Regions from separate parts of the Homo sapiens genome. Here region 1 is linked to region 2. A link is a contact called in ENCODE Hi-C or POLR2A ChIA-PET data. All regions are on one chromosome and are shown on one strand. Each heading gives the region's core, a stretch centred on a gene start or an enhancer-like site at or near the end of the contact. The rest is flanking DNA. Distances are from core to core; before and after follow the strand shown. Region 1 overlaps ACTR1A (actin related protein 1A). Region 2 overlaps GBF1 (golgi brefeldin A resistant guanine nucleotide exchange factor 1).

Region 1 (3,752 bases), core at 835-3,334, 130 kb after region 2:
TTCTTTTTCCTCAAGTCTGTGCTGTGTGAGTGAGTGGTGGGTTGCTGGGGTTGAGAACCAGGATTCCTTACTGACTAGAAAAAGCCCCTGAGAGCATTTTTCTGAATAAGAGTGGTAGGTAGGCCGGGCGCAGTGGCTCATGCCTGTAATCCCAGCACTTTGGGAAGCCGAGGTGGGTGGATCACCTGAGGTCTGGAGTTTGAGACCAGCCTGAGCCAACATGGCAAAACCCCATCTCTACTAAAAATACAAAAATTAGCCAGGTGTAGTGGTGTGTGCCTGTAATCCCAGCTACTTGGGAGGCTGGGGCAGGAGAATCGCTTGAACCCAGGAGGAGGAGGTTGCATTGATCGCGCCACTGCATGCACTCCAACCTGGGCGACAGAATGAGACTCCATCTCAAAGAAAAAAAAAACCCACCTTGGTGGGTTACCAAGATGCCAGGGAGAAAAACATAGATTGGTAACTGCATAGGCACTCGGGCCCAAAATGACCATTAGGCCTCAGTGCATTTCCCATGTATCACTGCTGGACATGGTAGTCAAAGAGAGAGGAGCCTCTTTTAGGCCCGAGGTTCTCAGCCTTGGGGTCCCCTGGGGAACTTAAAAAATACTGACATCTCAGTTCCATTCCTTGGGATTCTGACTTAATGTGTCTGGGGTATGGCCTGGGCAGTAGGATTTTGAACATCTCTGTAGGTGATTTTATCATGCAGCTGGCACTGAAAACCATGACTCTCAGCCACCATTTCTCAACCTTGGCACTAGCACTGGAGATATTTGGGGCCAGATTGTTCTCTGTTGTAGACATTTAGCACCCCCCACCCCACCCCACACACACACCAGTTGCGACAAACAAATACATCTCCAGGCATTGCCAGATGTGTCCTGGGAGGCAAAATTGGTTCCAATTGGGAACCACTGCTCTAGGCCAATGGTTTTTTACAGGCTGCATGGTGATTAAAAATGTAGGCTGTAGGTTCTATGGCCTGGGTTTACATTCGGGATTAAGAAAGGCCAGCGCTGGGCACGGTGGCTCACACCTGTAATCCCAGCACTTTGGGAGGCCGAGGCAGGCAGATCACCTGAGGTCAGAAGTTCGAGACTAGCTTGGCCAACATGGTCAAACCCCATCTTTATTAAAAATATGAAAATTAGCTGGGCACAGTGGCAGGCACCTGTAATCCCAGATACTTGGGAGGCTGAGGCAGGAGAATTGCTTGAACCCAGGAGGCAGAGGTTGCAGTGAGCGGAGATTGAGATTGTGCCTCTGTACTCTAGCCTGGTGACAAAGTGAGACATGATCTCAAAAAAAAAAAAAAAAAAAAAAAAAGGCAGAACTTTGGAAAATTGCTTAATCTTTCTGTGGCTCCAAATCCTTATCTGTAAAATGGACAACAAAAGCACGTATATTTTGTAAGGTTATTGGGAAGATTAAATAGTTACCATTTGGCAAAGACCTGGCAATTTTCCTCCCAAGTGCAGGTTTTAAACGGAGAAGTGATTAATCAGGATATCTGAGTATGGGCCCTGGAAACTGCACTGTAATAAGCTCCTGGCCTTCTTCTTTTTTTTTTTTTTTTTTTTGAGACAGAGTCTTACTCTGTCGCCCAGGCTGGTGCGATCTCAGCTCACTGCAACCTCTACTGCCCGGGTTCAAGCGATTCTCCTGCGTCAGCCTCCTGAGTAGCTGGGATTACAGGCGCCTGCCACCACGCCCGGCTAATTTTTGTAGTTTTTAGTAGAGACGGGATCTCACCATCTTGGCCAGGCTGGTCTTGAACTCCTGACCTTATGATGCACTTGCCTTGGCCTCCCAAAGTGCTGGGATTACAGGTGTGGCGTGAGCCACCGTGCCCGGCCAAGCTCCTGGCCTTCTTATTCACTTGACAGTTTTGAGAATCTTTGATTTCAGGGATGTTGAGAGCTGCTCCTGTCATCTGGAGTTGAGTCTCACCCATGGGCTACAGTGTACACAGGAGTGGGACCTTCTGTTCTTGAACTTAGGCTGTGGTGTGATCACCCTTTTCTCTGCATCCACCTGACAGGCTGGGACTTGGGCTATGCTCTGGACAAGGCTGGCTGGTGCAATGATGCCCTCTAGAGGATGGATCAGGCCCAGTCACCACCTCAGATTCAGTGCCTGCTGCTCTTCCTCTTTCCACTTGGCCCTGGTGACAGACAGATAGAGGCCCAGCTGACGTGTCTATCGGAACGACTTTATTTCAGTACACTGGGCCCCACCAGGCAATGTGGTTTGTGCGAGGCTGTGCGAGGGACAGGCTTGGGCTAAGAGAAGGGAGGTGAGTTGGTTAAGCGCACTGCAGTCCGCGGGGCGCTACGTTGCTTTCACACATACCTGCTGCTGTGGCCCACACCTGGCAGGGGCCTTTGGTCATAGGACGGCGTGGGGGAGAATACTGTGTGAAGTCTGGGATTGGGGTGGGTCTTGGTGTCACAGGTGAGGGTGCCGGTGAAGACAGGCTGGCCCCAGCTTTGCACCATCTAGGCTGAAGGCCTTTGGACCACTCCTAGGAGTCAGGCCTGGCTCCATTAGCTCCTGGCACTCTGGTCTGGCCCACTCCCTCCTTAACCAAGCAGGTCCAAGGTCAAGAATGGCACAAGATCAGCCCAGAGGGGGCCTTCCCACCTCTACAACCTAGTCCCCTGGTCAGCTACAGTGGCAAAAGGCAACTTGGTAAATTGCAGCTTTCTCCAGTCTTAAGGGCACTGGCTCTCCAACACCCCTCCCTTGCTTAGGGGCCTCTGCCAAAGAAAAATTTTACCTCCTGTTTCAGAAAATCTAACCAGCAACCAGCCTGTTGATTCCAGGGCAGTGAGCAAGAGGAAAAGGGAGAAAGAGCCTGGTGGGAGTGTCTTTGAGTGTAGCTTCCAATCTCAAATGGTCCTGGAACCTGTGGACACTGTCAGCTCACCATCAGCTGGGAGAGGTGGGGCCCTGGAGGCTAAGCTTAGGTGCTGTAAACATTAGTGTAGCAAGGCAGGAGGCAGCAAGCTCCCTCTCTCCAGCCCCTAACTGAACAAACACTTCAATAAATAAAACGGTTTGAAGATGGCATTGCAACAAGAACAGATGGAAAGCGAGGTCCTGGAACCAGCAGGTGCCTTAAACTCTCCCAAGGCCCCCGAAAGGGGACTGGGCTGGGAACATTAACTCTGCAGCCATTCAGAGTGAGGACTGCTCCTGCCCTCCTCCAGTGGCCGGTGTGGTCCTGTTCCCTGGTGAACATGAGGGCCTCCTGCTCTCTCCTGACTCCAGTCTCTGTAATAGCTCTTGGGGTGCTTTTCCAGCCTCCCAAACCAAAATGGCAACAAAACCAGACAGAACTCAACCCCAGTCCCAGTCCTCAGTGTGCAGTCAGGAGGCATCGATAGTGGAGGCAGCAGCTGCCTGGGGCCTCAGGGCACCCTGGGGGTGGGGGTGAGGGTGGGGCCAGCCCAGCCTAGGATGGTCAGCAGCAAGGTCTCCCGGGGGATGGCTTACCTCCCTCTGTCTCCCTGTGGTAGTAAACGGAGTCCCCCACAGCCAGCCAGAGGCCACCTGAGGAGGGAGCACAGCCTCTGCCAGCGCTCTTCCCTGTCAGGAGCCAGTTAGTGGTCAACCCCAGGCCTCAGGCCATCACCACTGCAGGTAGTTCATCGTCCTTTCTGGGCCCAGGGTCCCAGGGCCACACGGCACTCGCATGTGCACACACACTCATATCCACACACGCACTCACACACAGGCAGTTC
Region 2 (3,834 bases), core at 697-3,196:
AACCCCATCTCTACTAAAAATACAAAAATTAGCCAGGCAGGGTGGTACGTGCCTGTAATCCCAGCTACTCAGGAGGCTGAGGCAGGAGAATCACTTGAACCCGGGAGGCGGAAGTTACAGTGAGCCAAGATCACACCATTGCACTCCAGCCTGGGTGACAGAGCAAGACTCCGTCTCAAAAAAAAAAAAAAAAAAAAAAAAAAGCAGATAGTATTAACTTAAATGTACATGATATAACTATTCATCTGATTTATTCTTTTATATTGTAGAAAATATATATAAAACTTGCTATTTCCATCAGTTTCAGTTTACAATTCATTGGCATTAATTACACTCACAATGTTGTGCAGCCGTCACCACCATCTATTTCCCAAACATTTTTATTACCCCAAATAGAAACTTAACATAATGGGGAGTTAACATTAACCAATAACTCCCCATTTCTCTCTCCCCTCAGCCCCTTGTATGATTTTTTTTACTAGCTCTATAATTTCCATAGTGTAATATAGATATAACACAATTCATGTGCTCATTCTTAATATTTAAGATTGTTTCCTATTGAAGTCATAAATAATGCTAATATAAGCATCCTTGATCACATGTCCTTATTAATAATTTTTTTAATTTTTATTTTTAGTAGAGACGGGGTTTCACCATTTTGTGCCACCACGCCCGGCTAATTTTTGTATTTTTAGTAGAGACAGGGTTTCACCATATTGGCCAGGCTGGTCTCAAACTCCTGACCTTGTGATCCACCCGCCTCGGCTTCCCAAAGTGCTGGGATTATAGGCATGAGCCACCATGCCCGGCCCCTTATTGCTAATTTTACTCTTGTATGAAAGATTTCTGAACTTGGAATTTCTGGATTAAAGACCACGTGCATATTGCATTTTTATAGCTATTACCAGGTTGCTTCCCCAAAAGGTTACATCATTTATACTTCCACCAGCAGTGATTGAGAATTTCTACTTCCTTACCCTGTCATCAGCACTGAATATTATCAGTTTTATTTGTGCCAACTTGGTAAGTAAAAAATGATATTTTGTTTTTATTTTTTGAGACAGGGTCTTGCTCTGTCACCCAGACTGGAGTGCAGTGGCACAATCACGGCTCACTGCAGCCTTGACCTTCGGGCTCAGGTGATCCTCCCACCTCCGCCTCCCAAGTAGCTGGGACTATAGGCACACGCCACCACACCCAGCTAGTTTTTGTACTTTTAGTAGAAGTGGAGTTTCTCCATGTTGCCCAGGCTGGTCTTGAACTCCTGAGCTCAAGAAATCCACCACCTTGGCCTCCCAAAGTGCTAGGATTACGGATGTGAGCCATTGCACTCAGCCTTTTGTTGCTTTTATTTCCTGGAGGCTGAACATTTGAATTTCCTGTCCTTCACTTCTTTTTTTAATTGAGTTGGGTTTGTTTTTCATGTCAATTTGTAGGAGTTCTTTGTATGGTAGGAATATTAACCCATTGCCTTTCATAGCATTACAATTATTTGCTCCTAATCTAGGCCAAATATTTCCCTTAATCTGTAGTTTATCTCTAAATTTCTTCATGGTGTCTTTCTTTGGATTTCTTTTTTAGTTGGTCTTGACACTCAATTTGGGAATTCATTTTCCCTGATTGGCAGCCCATGTACAAGGATGAAGAATATAGAAAACAGGCAGCTGTCTTTGTTTCTTAAGCAGGGAGACAAGAAAAGATAAGGCTCAGGCTTTAGCTAGCCAGAAAAGAAAATAGTCTTCAGTTCAGAGCAAGAAAACCCTTTATTCTAGAAATGTTGGATTTGCTTAGCTGATGCATTCAGGATCCTGAGCAGGAATCCTGGGTACCAACTAGCTTCTGAACAGGTGCATCAGCCTCTCCGACACCCTAGTCCCAGCTTCATACTTTTCCTAAACAAAATCAGGCCCAGCCACTTCCAGCCTTGCCCTGAGCACCACCTGCAGGTCATCTTTCTTCACAGCCTCCAGTGGCTGCCGCTGCTGTGCCTTTTCCCTCTGCTGTCTTGTTGGTGTTACTCTTTCCTCTTCCTGGACTTGGCAGACAGGCTGGTCATTGGAGACCTCAGGCCACCTGGTCATTGGAGTTTCCTGTGGTGGGAAAGGAGAATGCTGGAGGTGGTTATTGCAGTGGGCATGAGAAAAGGAGCAGGAAGGAGTGTATGAAAGCCAAGAAAGCAAAGGAGATGGGATTGGCAGATTTCCCTGAAGTTGGTTCCAGAGTAGCCAGAAGAGGAGGACATTTTAAAGAAGGGTTTAGGCTGCTCTTCTAGAAGAAAACTCCTGTCTCTTGCTCCTATGATCCAAGGTTTCAGGGATTATTTTAGATCCTCCAAGGACTAGCCTTTTGTTTGGCCCCATACAGCTGCCAGACCAGAATTTTTGTGCCATGGATTTCATGGGTTGCTAGCAAGCCTTGCCTATGGTTCTTGTCAAAGACCTGTCACTCTAGTCTGCCTTTTTATTTTTATTTTTTATTGGTTTTTATTGAGACAGTTCGCTCTGTTGCCCAGGTTGGAGTGCACTGGTGTGATCTTGGCTCACTGCAACCTCCATTTCCTGAGTTCAAGCAATTCTCATGCCTCAGCCTCCCAAGTAGCTGGGACCACAGGCATGCACCACCACGCCCGGCTAATTTTTGTATTTTTAGTAGAGATGGGGTCTCGCTGTATTGGCCAGGCTGGTCTCGAACTCCTGAGCTCCGGCAATCTGCCCACCTCAGCCTCCCAAAATGCTGGGATTACAGGCATGAGCCACCGTGCCCAGCCCATAACTGCCTGTTTAGAAAATTAACTTTGCTACTTCATTCAACCTCAGGGGACAAGAACTACAAAGAGATCAGTAGAGCTTAAACCCCATTAATGGAGTCTCTCTGAATCTATTCTGGTTGGGGGATGGAAGGAGTGTCTGATTCAAAGTAATAATTTAAAAGACACCTTAACAAGAGAGATTACTGAAAGAGAGGAAGAAATGGATCCCCAGGAGCCTTGTGAGATGGGAACAAGGCTACTATTCACTTATCTCTGAAATGCTACACAACACTGAGAAGGACCTGGGTTTCCTATGTGGGCCCTGGTGGCCTGGGTAGGGACTGTCAGGCAGGGCTATGAGATAGAGGCCCTGAGAGTATGGGATTTTTTTGTGCTGATCGGGAGAAACGTGGAGAGGTGGTGTGATAGGAGGAGCTGGGTCACCCCATTTTATTATATGTCATGAAACTGGCTTCCTTCTGCATGACCTCTAAAGTAACTACTCCCAGTGCTGAGTAGAAGGACACTGTAAATAGGACAAAGAAAGTCTTGATGTGGTGTCGGAGGCTAATGAGGACAGAAGAAAAAGAGGAAACATTCACAATTAGTAAAAGACTTCTGGCTTATCATTGCAAGAGAAATGTTTGGGGGCCAGGCACAGTGGCTCACACCTGTAATCCCAGCACTTTGGGGGTCCAGGCAGGCAGATCACTTGAGCCCAGGAGTTCAAGACCAGCCTGGACAATATGGGGAAACCCCATGTCTATAAAAAATACAAAAATTCTCCTGGCATGTTAGCACACATCTGTAGTCCTAGCTACTAAGGAGGCTTAGGTAGGAGGATCACTTGAGCCCCAGAGGTCGAGGCAGCAGTGAGCCATGATTGCACCACTGCACCCCAGCCTGGGCGATAGAGCAAGACCCTGTCTATTTAAAAACAAAAAAAGAAAAAAAAAAGTTTAGGTTCTCAGCCATCCCCTGAGCTTTAGGCTCAGGAACTCTCTGATTTCAGGTACCAAGAAAGAGAAAATGGGCTGGGCACAGTGGCCCAAGCCTGTAATCCCAGTACTTTGGGAGGCCAAGGT

What was found. A loop is a pair of places that touch in the nucleus more often than their neighbours do. ChIA-PET counts read pairs that join two places held with the same protein, here RNA polymerase II (POLR2A). Pooled maps may share reads with other maps.
Region 1: a pooled map shows a loop between it and region 2 (2.5-fold over the local background). The contact joins two enhancer-like sites. A Hi-C loop is called at or near these places in 1 of 168 maps with a recorded cell type or tissue (B cell) and 7 of 50 pooled maps. POLR2A ChIA-PET finds 5 or more read pairs at or near these places in 5 of 52 experiments (CD8-positive, alpha-beta memory T cell, T-cell, WTC11 and 2 more).

Annotation. Positions count from the first base shown.
Region 1 is chr10:102,477,032-102,480,783 of GRCh38, forward strand. ACTR1A (actin related protein 1A) reads right to left here. Exons shown (of 11, transcript NM_005736.4): 11 at 2,198-3,752. It overlaps SLC68A1 (solute carrier family 68 member 1), which reads left to right. Exons shown (of 10, transcript NM_024789.4): 10 at 1-14. Among named protein-coding and RNA genes, the nearest start is that of SLC68A1, 18 kb to the left of the region's middle. Within about 2 kb of position 2,085, at least 9 of the 41 ENCODE cell types and tissues checked have a DNase peak (open chromatin) inside an H3K27ac peak, as active enhancers do.
Region 2 is chr10:102,345,470-102,349,303 of GRCh38, forward strand. All of the region lies in intron 4 of GBF1 (golgi brefeldin A resistant guanine nucleotide exchange factor 1), which reads left to right. LOC107984263 (a long non-coding RNA gene) reads right to left here. Exons shown (of 2, transcript XR_001747574.3): 2 at 1,745-2,090. Among named protein-coding and RNA genes, the nearest start is that of NFKB2, 48 kb to the right of the region's middle. Within about 2 kb of position 1,947, at least 2 of the 41 ENCODE cell types and tissues checked have a DNase peak (open chromatin) inside an H3K27ac peak, as active enhancers do.